Regions from separate parts of the Mus musculus genome. Here region 2 is linked to region 1. A link is a loop called in an ENCODE intact Hi-C map of the cell type or tissue named here. Cell type or tissue: gastrocnemius. All regions are shown on one strand. Links, peaks and the distances in the headings refer to the core of each region. The heading gives the core; the rest is flanking DNA.

Evidence for each region. Peaks named below come from ENCODE experiments on the same cell type or tissue, not always from the same donor. Only the 100,000 strongest peaks of a DNase experiment are listed, where the experiment ranks them.
Region 2: a loop joins it to region 1, with 2.4 times the contacts of the local background. A loop is called at or near these places in 1 of 42 quality-filtered maps.

The regions. Positions count from the first base shown.
Region 1 is chr5:122,407,998-122,413,381 of GRCm38, forward strand. No RefSeq gene overlaps it. Among named protein-coding and RNA genes, the nearest start is that of Anapc7, 12 kb to the right of the region's middle. In gastrocnemius, for the core only: a CTCF peak has its summit at 2,457 (motif pointing right); a DNase peak (open chromatin) is centred at 2,460; H3K27ac peaks cover 480 bases.
Region 2 is chr5:122,494,921-122,500,304 of GRCm38, forward strand. All of the region lies in intron 3 of Atp2a2 (ATPase, Ca++ transporting, cardiac muscle, slow twitch 2), which reads right to left. Among named protein-coding and RNA genes, the nearest start is that of Atp2a2, 4.6 kb to the right of the region's middle. In gastrocnemius, for the core only: no CTCF peak of the experiment used is centred there; no DNase peak of the experiment used is centred there; H3K4me3 peaks cover 3,289 bases; H3K27ac peaks cover 1,553 bases.

The sequences.
Region 1 (5,384 bases), core at 69-5,068:
CTATTGCTCTCTTCATACATGCCAGAAGGATCCCATTACAGATGGTTATGAGCCACCATGTGGTTGCTGAGAATTGAACTCAGGACCTCTGGAAGAGCAGTTGGTGCTCTTAAATACTGAGCCATCTCTCCAGCCACTAGCTCTTACATATAGTTCTTTAACCCAGCTTATTAAATTATTATATATATGAAGTGCATGTGGATACAGTTGCCTGGGGAGACCAGAAGATGGCATCAATGGGAACTGAACTTGGGTTCTCTGCAAGAGCAACGAGCTCTCTTGGGTTGAGCCATCCCTCTATCCCCACATTGTGTTAGTTTTTGTATGTGAAGAGAGGTTAGATACTTTGTTCTCTGTGTATGACTAATTATCTCAGCAGCATTCATCAAAATGACTTTATTAAATGATCTTGGCTTCCTTATCAAAAATCAGTTGACCAAAGCCTGGTATGATGGTCCAATGACCTTTTATCTCAGTATCCAGAGGCAGAGTGGATTTTTGAATTACAGGTTAGCCTGGTCTACATAGTAAGCTCCAGGCCAGCCAGGGCTACATAGAGAGACCCTGTCTCAAAATGTATAGCTTTATTTCAAGAGTCTAGATCGCTGACTCATGTAACATTGAAATCAGTTCTGTATTTGGCCAATTTAAGCCAGCAGAGTGGTACACACCTGTAATCCCAGCACCCAGGAGTGTAAGGCAGGAGGATTATAAATTTGAAGCCAATCTAGACTTATAGAGTGGGTTCCAGGCCCTCTTAGGCACATAACAAGACCCTGTCTCAAGAAAAAGAGAAGTTTGATCAGTTTTATCATTTGGAAGGTTTTCTTGGGTTGGTGAGACAACTTGATGGGGAATAGATCTGCTACACAAAAGCCTAAATTTAGTCTTCAGAACCATTGCCAGAAGGAGACCCAACCCCCAATGTTGTCCCCTGACTGCTGTCATATGTCACATCCCCATCTTCCACAGTAATAGATACTACACACACACACACACACACACACACACACACACACACACACACACATACACACACACACACACACACAAACATACCCCTGGTTGTCCTGAAACTCAGAGATCCCCAGATAATCTTAAGAAAATAAAAGAGACTGGAGAGATTGCTTATCAGTTAAGAGCACTGGCTGCTCTTCCAGAGGACCTGAGTTCAATTCCCAGCAACCACGTGGTGGCTCACAACCATCTGTAACTCCAGTTTCAGATTTGATGCCCTTTTCTGGTCCTCTGTTGTTAACAGGCGTGCATGTAGTACACAGAAATATATGCAGGCAAAGCACCAATACACTAAAAATAAAATTGAAAAAAAAAAAAACCAGAATTGCTTTCTTTTTATGTGTGTGTACAGGATCTTGCTAGGTACCCCTGGCTGTCCTGCAGTTAACTGTGTAGGCCAGGCTGACCTCAAACTCATGTCTGCCATTCTTCAGCCACCTAAATGACCCTGGCAACCTGAATTTGGCAAGAGAGAATTGGGTCCCACAAGATGTCTTTTTTTGTTTGTTTGTTTTTTTGTTTTTTGTTTTCGAGACAGGGTTTCTCTGTGTAGCCCTGACTACCTGACTATCCTTGGAACTCACTCTGTAGACCAGGCTGGCCTCGAACTCAGAAATCCACCTGCCTCTGCTTCCCAAGTGCTGGTTTTAAAGGTGTGTGCCACCACTGCCCGGCCCACAAGATGTCTCACAGGTGGCAGATGTGCACCCCACCCAGCATGACCCAACTTTAAGGAAAGACCCCTTATGCGGCTGACAGAAGCAGGTGAGTGGCTGCAAAACGCTGTGTGGTCTGTATTTCCCAGTACTCCATGGGTCGGCAGACATTCCGGAAAGTGCCTTCGCTGCCCTCTTTGTGGCCCCTCTGCCACGCTGGCTTTTTTGGCAGTTGTTACAGTGTCTATGTTGGGATTGTATTTGGCCACAGCTACAGAAACCCCAGGCTTCTGTGCCCCTAGTTTTGTCCTTTGAGTCTGGAAATTGGCCAAGGTGTGGCCACGTGAAGACCTCCTTGGACCTGTGCTGTCTGCCCCATTCCACATTGGGTGCCGCACAGGCTCCGCCCCAAGGGTGTGGCCTGTGTCTCTGCTCTTGGCCGGAAGTGGGAAGTGGCTCGAGAGATGCTGCCCAGCAGAGAACACTTCTGCCCTCCCAGGCCATCCCATAGGTGGCTTGCCCTTGGGACTGGCCAGAAGGGAGCTCAGAAAGAGCCGTGGTTCTACACCTATCTTTTGTGTTGTGCTGTTGAGGACAAAGGCAAGACTGTGCAAAACTGGGTTTATTTATTTAAGTTTGATTCAAAACAGTTGGCAGCTGACTGTTTCCAGGTTGGTTTTATTTGTAAATATTTATTTATTTATTTATTTATTGGTTGTTGTGTGAACGTTTTGCCTGCATGAACGTCTATACACCATGCCATTGCAGTGCCCAAAGAGACCAGAAGAGGGCATCAGATTCCCTGGAATTGGAGTTCCAGACACTCCTGAGCCACTGTGAGGGTGCTGGAAACTGAACCTGTGTCCTCGGTTACCCTTTATAACGCAGTATAATTTTGGCGGGGTGGGGGTGGGAGGTTGGGGTGGAGTACCTCAGCGGGCCCACGCTGAGGCATCCCTTGAACAATCACACCATAGATAAGTCTAGTATAAAGAAAGTTTATTGGGGGAAGAGAAGACATACATGCAGACAAAACACCATGAAATAAAGTAAATTAAAAAAGAATCCTTTGTCTCCCCTACCTTTTATGTAAATGCCATAACACACGCGCGCGCACACACACATGCACACGCATGCCTGCCACCACCATTAAAACCCTTGTTTTCTCAGAGGTCACTGCTCCTGTCCAGGGATTTGATGTCCTGGAGCAATGATGTCTTTCCCTTCCTTATTTCTTAATTCCAGCGAGCTAATTCTTCTAAGACTAGCCAACTGAATAACACTGTGAGGTGGAGCCCAGAGAATGAAGAAGAGGCACGATTTTCACATCAGTTAGAATAAAAGCCAAGTGCACTTTGTCTTGTGTGCTTGCTTTTCTGATCAACAATAAACTTTGTCTTGTCCTGACACTTGAGTAGAGTGCTGCTCCTTTCTTTGTCACTACGAGCATATTCCCAATCACAGCCATGGCTGACCTCCAGCGTTCACACAGCCATGGCTGACCTCCGGCTTTCACTCGCACACACAGACACAGAAGCACATAAACCTGTATGTACGTTTTTTTTTTCTTCCTGCCCCATGGTCTTCTGGGAATCTTTTCCTCACAAGCTGACAGAGGAAGGATGTAAGGCTGGAGTATCCCCCCAATTGGGCCGGGCAGTGGTGGCACACACCTTTAATCCCAGCACTTGGGAGGCAGAGGCAGGTGGATTTCTGAGTTCGAGGCCAGCCTGGTCTACAGAGTGAGTTCCAGGACAGCCAAGGCTACACAGAGAAACCCTGTCTTGAAACCCCCCCCCAAAAAAAAAGAAAAAAGAAAAAAGGAAGGAAGGAAGGAAACTGGGGTTACAGCTTGAGATCCTGTTTCAAAGAGAGAGAGAGAGAGAGAGAGAGAGAGAGAGAGAAAGGAAGGAAGGAAGGAAGGAAGGAAGGAAGGAAGGAAGGAAGAAAAGAAACTGGGGTTATAGCCCAGTGTTAGAAAACCTGACTACCTGACTAGTATGCACAAGGTCCTAGGTTGAATTCCCAGCTCTCTAATAATAATAATAATAATAATAATAATAATAACAATATGTTTTTAAAGGGCCATTTGGTCACCTTATCCTTTTCACATAAGTATCCTGTTTATATTCGTCACTTTAGCGGGTACTAATTGCTGCCCCTTGGCATCGGGTAAAGCAAGATCACAGTGCATCGAAATACTCAGACAAGATTGATTTGAATTCTTTTACTCTGACTTTTTTTCCTTCTTTTAAGAACTATTAGTACTGGAAGTCTTAATAATTAAAAAATAAAAAAAGTTGGCTTTCAGTCCAGAAAAACTCACGCTGAAAGCAATGAGTTCCTTTGTGTTTACAGATGTTAGGGTGACCACTCCATTAGGAGGGCGTAATTTCCAGGCCACATCTGTTCTGTGTCAGTGCTGAGGTGAATCATCTGTGGCCTTCCACTTTGCTTTGGCTCCACAGCTCCAGTTCACAGGTGACCCGCAGTGTGCTGAGCCTTTAACGTCTAGTTTAAGCCTAGTCTGGCTTGGCTGTGTGCTTGGCTGTGTGCACGCCTTTAATGCCAGCACTCAGGAGGCAGAGGCAGGTGAATCTCTGAGTTGCAGTTTGGTTTACAGAGTGAATTCCAGGACAGCCAGGGCTACACAAAGAAACTCTGTCTCAAAAAAAAAAAAAAAAAAGATAGAAATGTTTCATTGTATTGTTAAGTTTGGAGTTTGCATCTTAGTATTCTATTTCAGCTAGAGTCACTTTCTCTTATAATCCGATTGGGGTTTATTCCATGGAAATAGACTTGACAGATTGGAAGTCCAATGGGCCAGAGACAAATAGGCAAATAGGTTTAGGAAATAGGAAGTAGCCCACATCTGAGAAGTGAGGATTGATGGGTGTGGCCCAGGAGAGGCCCCAGTGACTGCTCTTCCAGAGGCTCTTAACCCACTGAGCCATCTCTCCAGCCCAAGACAGGGAGGGTCTCTTGCAGAGGGCTGTGGGCTTTGGTAACTGGATTCTGGCTGGTCCAAGCTATCCCATTTTGTGCCTGTCTCAAAGTCGCCTCAAGTCACTGTCTGTCCCTTGCACAGGTGTCACTGGGGCATCTGAGAAGCCCTAAGCACTGCCTGTTCGGTTCCTTCCTTGAGAAGAGAGACAGCTGGCTGGAAAGCTAGTGATTTATTCATCCCCCTGCCGTTTGTTCAGACAAATTCTTTCTCCTGAAGTTTCTTCCCCATGTGGAAGTGTCCAGAGGACACTTAAAAGAGTCAAGCTGTGTTTCCTTTGGGACAGTTTACAGTGTTGTGTCCTTCCTCTTGTGGGAAGGACGGCCAAGAAACAACATCTGGGAGAGATCTTCCCTCATGTGGGGCAGCTAGGCATGTGGAAATGGCCCAGAGTGTGGCGGGTTGCCTCTGTTGTAGCTCCTCCACGTCACTGTGTGCTGGCTGCCACGCCGCCTACTTAAAGTGCAGGGAGCCCCTTTCCTTGCCTAAGAAGAATGAGGGGCAAGAGAAACAGTGTAACAGTTGAGCAACTGCTTGCTTTTGCAGAGGACCCAAGTTCAGTTCTCAGCACTCATATAATGGTGCACAACTGGCTATAATTGCAGTTCTAGGGGTCCTGACGCCCTTTTCTGGAATTCTGGGACACCAGGCAGACCCATGGTACACAGACAAGCATGCAGGGGCCACTACACATTAAAACAAAACAA
Region 2 (5,384 bases), core at 255-5,254, 87 kb after region 1:
AATGGCATTCAAACCTATTTAAAGTTTAAGGAGCATCCATTCAGAGCTGCTAAGATAGTGCAGTACCTAGAGACAGAGACCTTGCTTAACATATGCCAGGCCCTGAGTCAGTCTCCAGTACAAGAGGTGACAGGGGTTTCCACAGCAGTTTCTTGAATACTTTATTAAAACAAAAACAAAACTGAGGTTGAAGAGACAGCTCAGTGACTAAGAGCCCCTTGCTGTTCTTCCAGGGCTCCAGCTCAGCTTGTAATTCCAGCTTCAAGGGACCAGGAGTCCTCTTCCTGCTCCCAGAGGTCCACACACATGTGACATATAGTCACACAAACATGCACAGAGATGCAAATAACGTAAAAGGTTCTTAAAGATAGTCTATTGTAAAATAATAAATAGCCCAGAAACTCAAATCCTACATCTCAAATTGAAGATCAATCACATTTTACTGACAAAAGCAAATATATGCTCAGATTGTGTTTTTTGGTGTCTCATGGTTTGCTCTATTGATAAAAAAAATCCTATCAGGTTATAAAGATGGGAAAACAGTCCTGACAGATGACTGATGGGAGAAGGTGTAAGGAGAACTACACAGATGCTCTCTTAGGGTTTGGTCAGTTTAGTTATAACTATGGGTTTTCCTAAGTTAAACAAAATAGATTTACACAAAAGGGGAAATATATCTAGAAAAAAATTCTTTGAGACTACATTGAACATCAGGGATTCTCTTTATACTGCCTTCGTTTATAGCTGCATCCCTAGGGGCTCAGAAGATGCTCTGGTGAACCGACGATGCTCAGTGTGTAATACCTCAGTGTGTAATACCGACAAGTGGGAGACAATGAAACAAGTGCTCACAGAGCTAAGTAAAAAGCCCCAAGCCAGAGTCTGTGAGTAAAGAAGGCAACCAACGCTCCACCAATAACTGAAGGAAAGGAACAAAGTGTAGTTCTAGGAAAAGACAGGGTTCCCTCTTCTCTCTCAACTCTGTATTGTTACAGTAACAGTGCCTTTCCCCTGAATTCAAAGGTTCAAACTTGCCAGCTCCACTCTAAGCCATCCCATTTTAAGCTGAGCAGTGTAGGATGGAGATCTTTCTACTGACATTCATTTATAGGGCAATCTCTGCATTAGTGTATAACTTAGTGGTAGAACACTTTCCTAAAATGTGTAAAGGTCTTGGGTTCTATCCAAACACGCAAGAAATGGCACTATGGCACTAATAATGCCCATAATTTTTTTAAGTTTGTGTGTGTGCCGGAGAATATGTATATGCACATCACGTGTGCCAGTGTCTACAGAATCCAAAAAGGTGTCAAACCACCCCAGAATTGGTGTTACAGATGGCTTGAGCCGCCTGATAAAGGTTCTGGGAACTAAATCCACATCTTCTACAAGTACAGCAAGTGCAGCCACTAAGCCGTCTCTCCAGCCCTCTCTAGCCTGTTGTTGCTGGACAGGCTGACCTCCAACTTGAATCTTCCTACATTAGCTTTTTCAAGACTGGTATTACAAGTGTCTGTCACCACACTTAACCTGGCACTACTGACTTCTAACAGGAATACTGAATAAAGCAAATTTTGTTCTAACACAAAAAGGGCCGTGTTCTGCTAGACATGGGAGAGAGACACATCACAGTATGACAGGATTGTGGTTATCCCCATAGTAGGGAAAGTGAGGAAAAACATTAATGCTTCATCTTCAAACCACCTTTTAAATTGTATTTTTAAAAAATTAAAAAATTTCAACCACCATAAATGCACTATCAATTGCTTCCTGAAGATCATTGAAACCAGCAAAGTAAAACTAGATAGCATATTTTATCAATGTCTCAAAATCCTAGAAGCAAATTCATTCCTATATTTAAGGTACTGAAGATACATACGACCCAGTAGTGGCAAGAGGATCTCTTACGTTCAAGGCCAACATAGTCTATATAGTCCTGGTCTCCAGGATAGCCAAAACTACAAAGACAGTCCCTGTCTCAAAAACACAACAAAAAAGTATTTTAAAATCAACCTGAGTAGTGTAAAGAAACCTGTACAGACTCTCATCATCAGTACCCCACTACTTTCTAGACCGATGAGCTAATGCCAACATGGCCCTACTGATTCTCACCACTCCTTCAGATCTTTCCTCAAAGGTCATCTTGTGAGGTTACACAACCAGCCATTAAAAGCCTGCACGCTCCTATTCCCTACAGCCAATTCCTCTATCACAGCCCATTCGCTTTACTCTCTCAAAAGTACCATTCCAGGCAACAGACCCTGTTCCCTGATATCCCCAGTGTGTGTGTCAGGTGTTCAACTGGGGGAGAGGAGGAGGAGGAGGGAGCAGGCATTCCAGTTAGGCAGAATACTTAAAGTTACTAATCTAAGAGAAGGAAACCCAGTGAAACAAAACAAAAACAGTGAATGGTGTCAAACTAACCCACGTGCAGAGGGAGATGCATTTTGCAGAGATAGTCTTATGTACTGCAGGCTAACCTCAAACTCATTGTATACTCAAGGATGGCCTTGAACTCCTAACTCACCTACTTAGCTATCAAACACTAATTACAATTATAGCATGCACTACCATATTTGAATTGACCTTTTTAAAAGAAACAATTTTGGTGGATACTAAAAATTAAACTGTCCCCATGGGCCACCAGTGTAAAACATTAATGCAGGTTTTTTTTTTTTTTTTTTTTTGGCCAGAGCAAAACATTAACTGTAGTTAACAGTTTACTAATCTGATATTTGAAATAAATCATTAATATCTTTCTAACCTGAGGAGAATCTGATGATTTATGAGAACTGCCTGTTCACTTCTACAAAGAACCTGCGTATACAACCGTGATATTCCTGTTATGCCAGTAAGAATACACTGACTACCACAACAAATAAGTCAGTGTTCTTATTTGGAAGCTATAAAAATAAATAAGCTGAAGTTCGTGGCACAAGCCTGCAATCCTGGCGTCTAAAAGGCTAAGTAAGGCAAGAGAAACAAGTAAGACTGGGCTGTACATAGTGAGCTTGAGACTAGTCTAAGATACAGTAAGATGCTGGTGGTGCATGTCTTTAATCCCAGCACTTGGGAAGCAGAGGAAGTCAGTCTGGTCTACAGAGTGAGTTCAAGGACAACCAAGACTACACAGAGAAACCCTGTCTCAAAAAACAAACACAAAATCAAAACAAAACAAAAGGGACTGAAAGATGGCTAGGCAGGCAGTATTTACTATATGTTTAAGCCCCCGAGTTTAAACCTCAGGTACTTGCATAAAGGCCAGCAAGCCATGGCAGTCTGGCTGTAATTGCAGCATTCAGGAGGCAGAGGCAAGCTGGCTACCTAAACTAGCTGAATCAGCGAGCTCTGGGTTTAATCCAGCAACCCTGCCTCAGTATTTTAGATGAGAATTATTAAGCAAGGCACCTGATGTCAACTTCTGGCCTCTGCACACACATTCACACACAAGTACACCACATACCTGAACAAGTACACCCATACATTGCACATACATATTATATAGGCAGTAACAGAAATAAAAAGAAAATAAGGAAAGAACAGACAAGTACCATATAGCACTACCAACCCTCCATGAAGACCATCAGGAAAACCCATCTTTTAGAGCACAATTTTTCTCTTTTCCATCTTTGTAGCTTTTAAGAGCAGTCTTATTCCAGCCCAGGCTGCACGGGTGCCTCGCCTTCCTGAACTACTTCTTTTGAAGTTAAGCAACCTTGGAGTTTATCTTTAAAGGTTTTAATACAGATTTAAGCATGGACGCTAGAAGTCAGGGGTGGTATAGGCTTCAGAGCAACCTCTCAAGAGTCTCTTAATCTACCCACAATCTTGATCAAATAAACCAAAGCAAATGAAATGAATTCTAGAAAAAGCACTTCCTAAACACTTATTCTTTTCCATTTAACAACTCATATCATAAAAATGTAGCAGTTCATTTCCTGAACAAGAATTCCAAGTAGTTATTGAAAATGAACTTATATTTCAACTACCAACAGGCAATGTCTTCTCTATCACAAAAACTGTTAAGCACTTCAAATTTGAAAATTAGAATAAATTCCTAATTACTCCAAAGTAAAATTTATCTATAATCATTAATTCTGCTTGATAAAAAGTCAAACTGTCCACAAACAATTTGAAACCTTCTGAAATCCAATAGAAAATAACTTGGCACATATTTCACTTGTTCACTTCACATGTTCACTTGGCACATTTCTAAAACTGCTTCAAATAATATGAAAGGGACCAGTAAGAATGCATTTTGCCTACAGCTTGTATATATCATCTAGTTAATTTCTAATTCTAAGTCCTTGATGGCCTTAGTGAATGGCACCATTTAATGCGAAAGCAGAGACTTCCAGAATGATGTAGCCTGCATAAATACAAACCTTAAACAACCCCCACATATATAACTTATTTTAGCACATGGCAACACGCTCAAACTATAATCAACTCCATTTATCTTGTTTACAAATGAAACAACCACCTATTGGACAAAATTTTTAAAAATTAATCACAAAAAGATATTATATATAAGAAGTACAGAGTAAATAACTCAGCAGTATGCTGAATGGTCTCCTATGGGAATCTAATAAATTTTATTCAGTGAAAACCACAGGTGAAATTCTTACGAAATGAGCTAGCGAGTAAGGGGTACACAACACGTAGATGACAAACCAAAGTTTCAGGAGAAAATTCATGTATACAACTGCTCCTAAAAGTCCCCTTTGCTGCCAATTAACTATTATTTTAAAAATAGCTAAAAAATTAATCTTTCCTTTACCTGAATTCAGTAAGTTCTCTAAACAATCCTCTAAGCTAATGTTTTCATAGAGGCCATGACCACAGAACCCCTGGGTCAGACTTAAACGTGTGAATACATAATTGAAACCATACAGTTATCAGTTTTGTGAAACCTAAGACAAGTACTGTATGATTTTTCACTTCCTATCACAGTATAAGAATACAATGTTCTAAGAATAAAAATTGGCGTGTGTTATGAAGATTAAGAACATCTGCATACCATTATCACCATTTAAAAGAAACTATAAGGTCCACTGCCCAGGAAAAAAAAATCCTGGAGTAAAATGTTAATAACCTAGAACTACCCTTGCCGTCCCCATTAGCTTTTCTTAGGCAGGTCTCTCTCTGCATTTCTCTAGTTTCTTAGCAACCACACTGGCTCAAGCACATACAGAACAAGAAAGAAAGAAAGAAAAAAAAACAAACAAAAACCCCACCTTCACCTTTATTCCCTCTTTAATATTTAGAACCAAGAATACTGAACTTTGCTCTCTTACTCTAGGAATCACTCAAGACAGGGGTCCAGGTTAGATGCCACCCTAGAGGTCAGTGACCAAATTTGGTCAACAGTGGTGCCATCACTG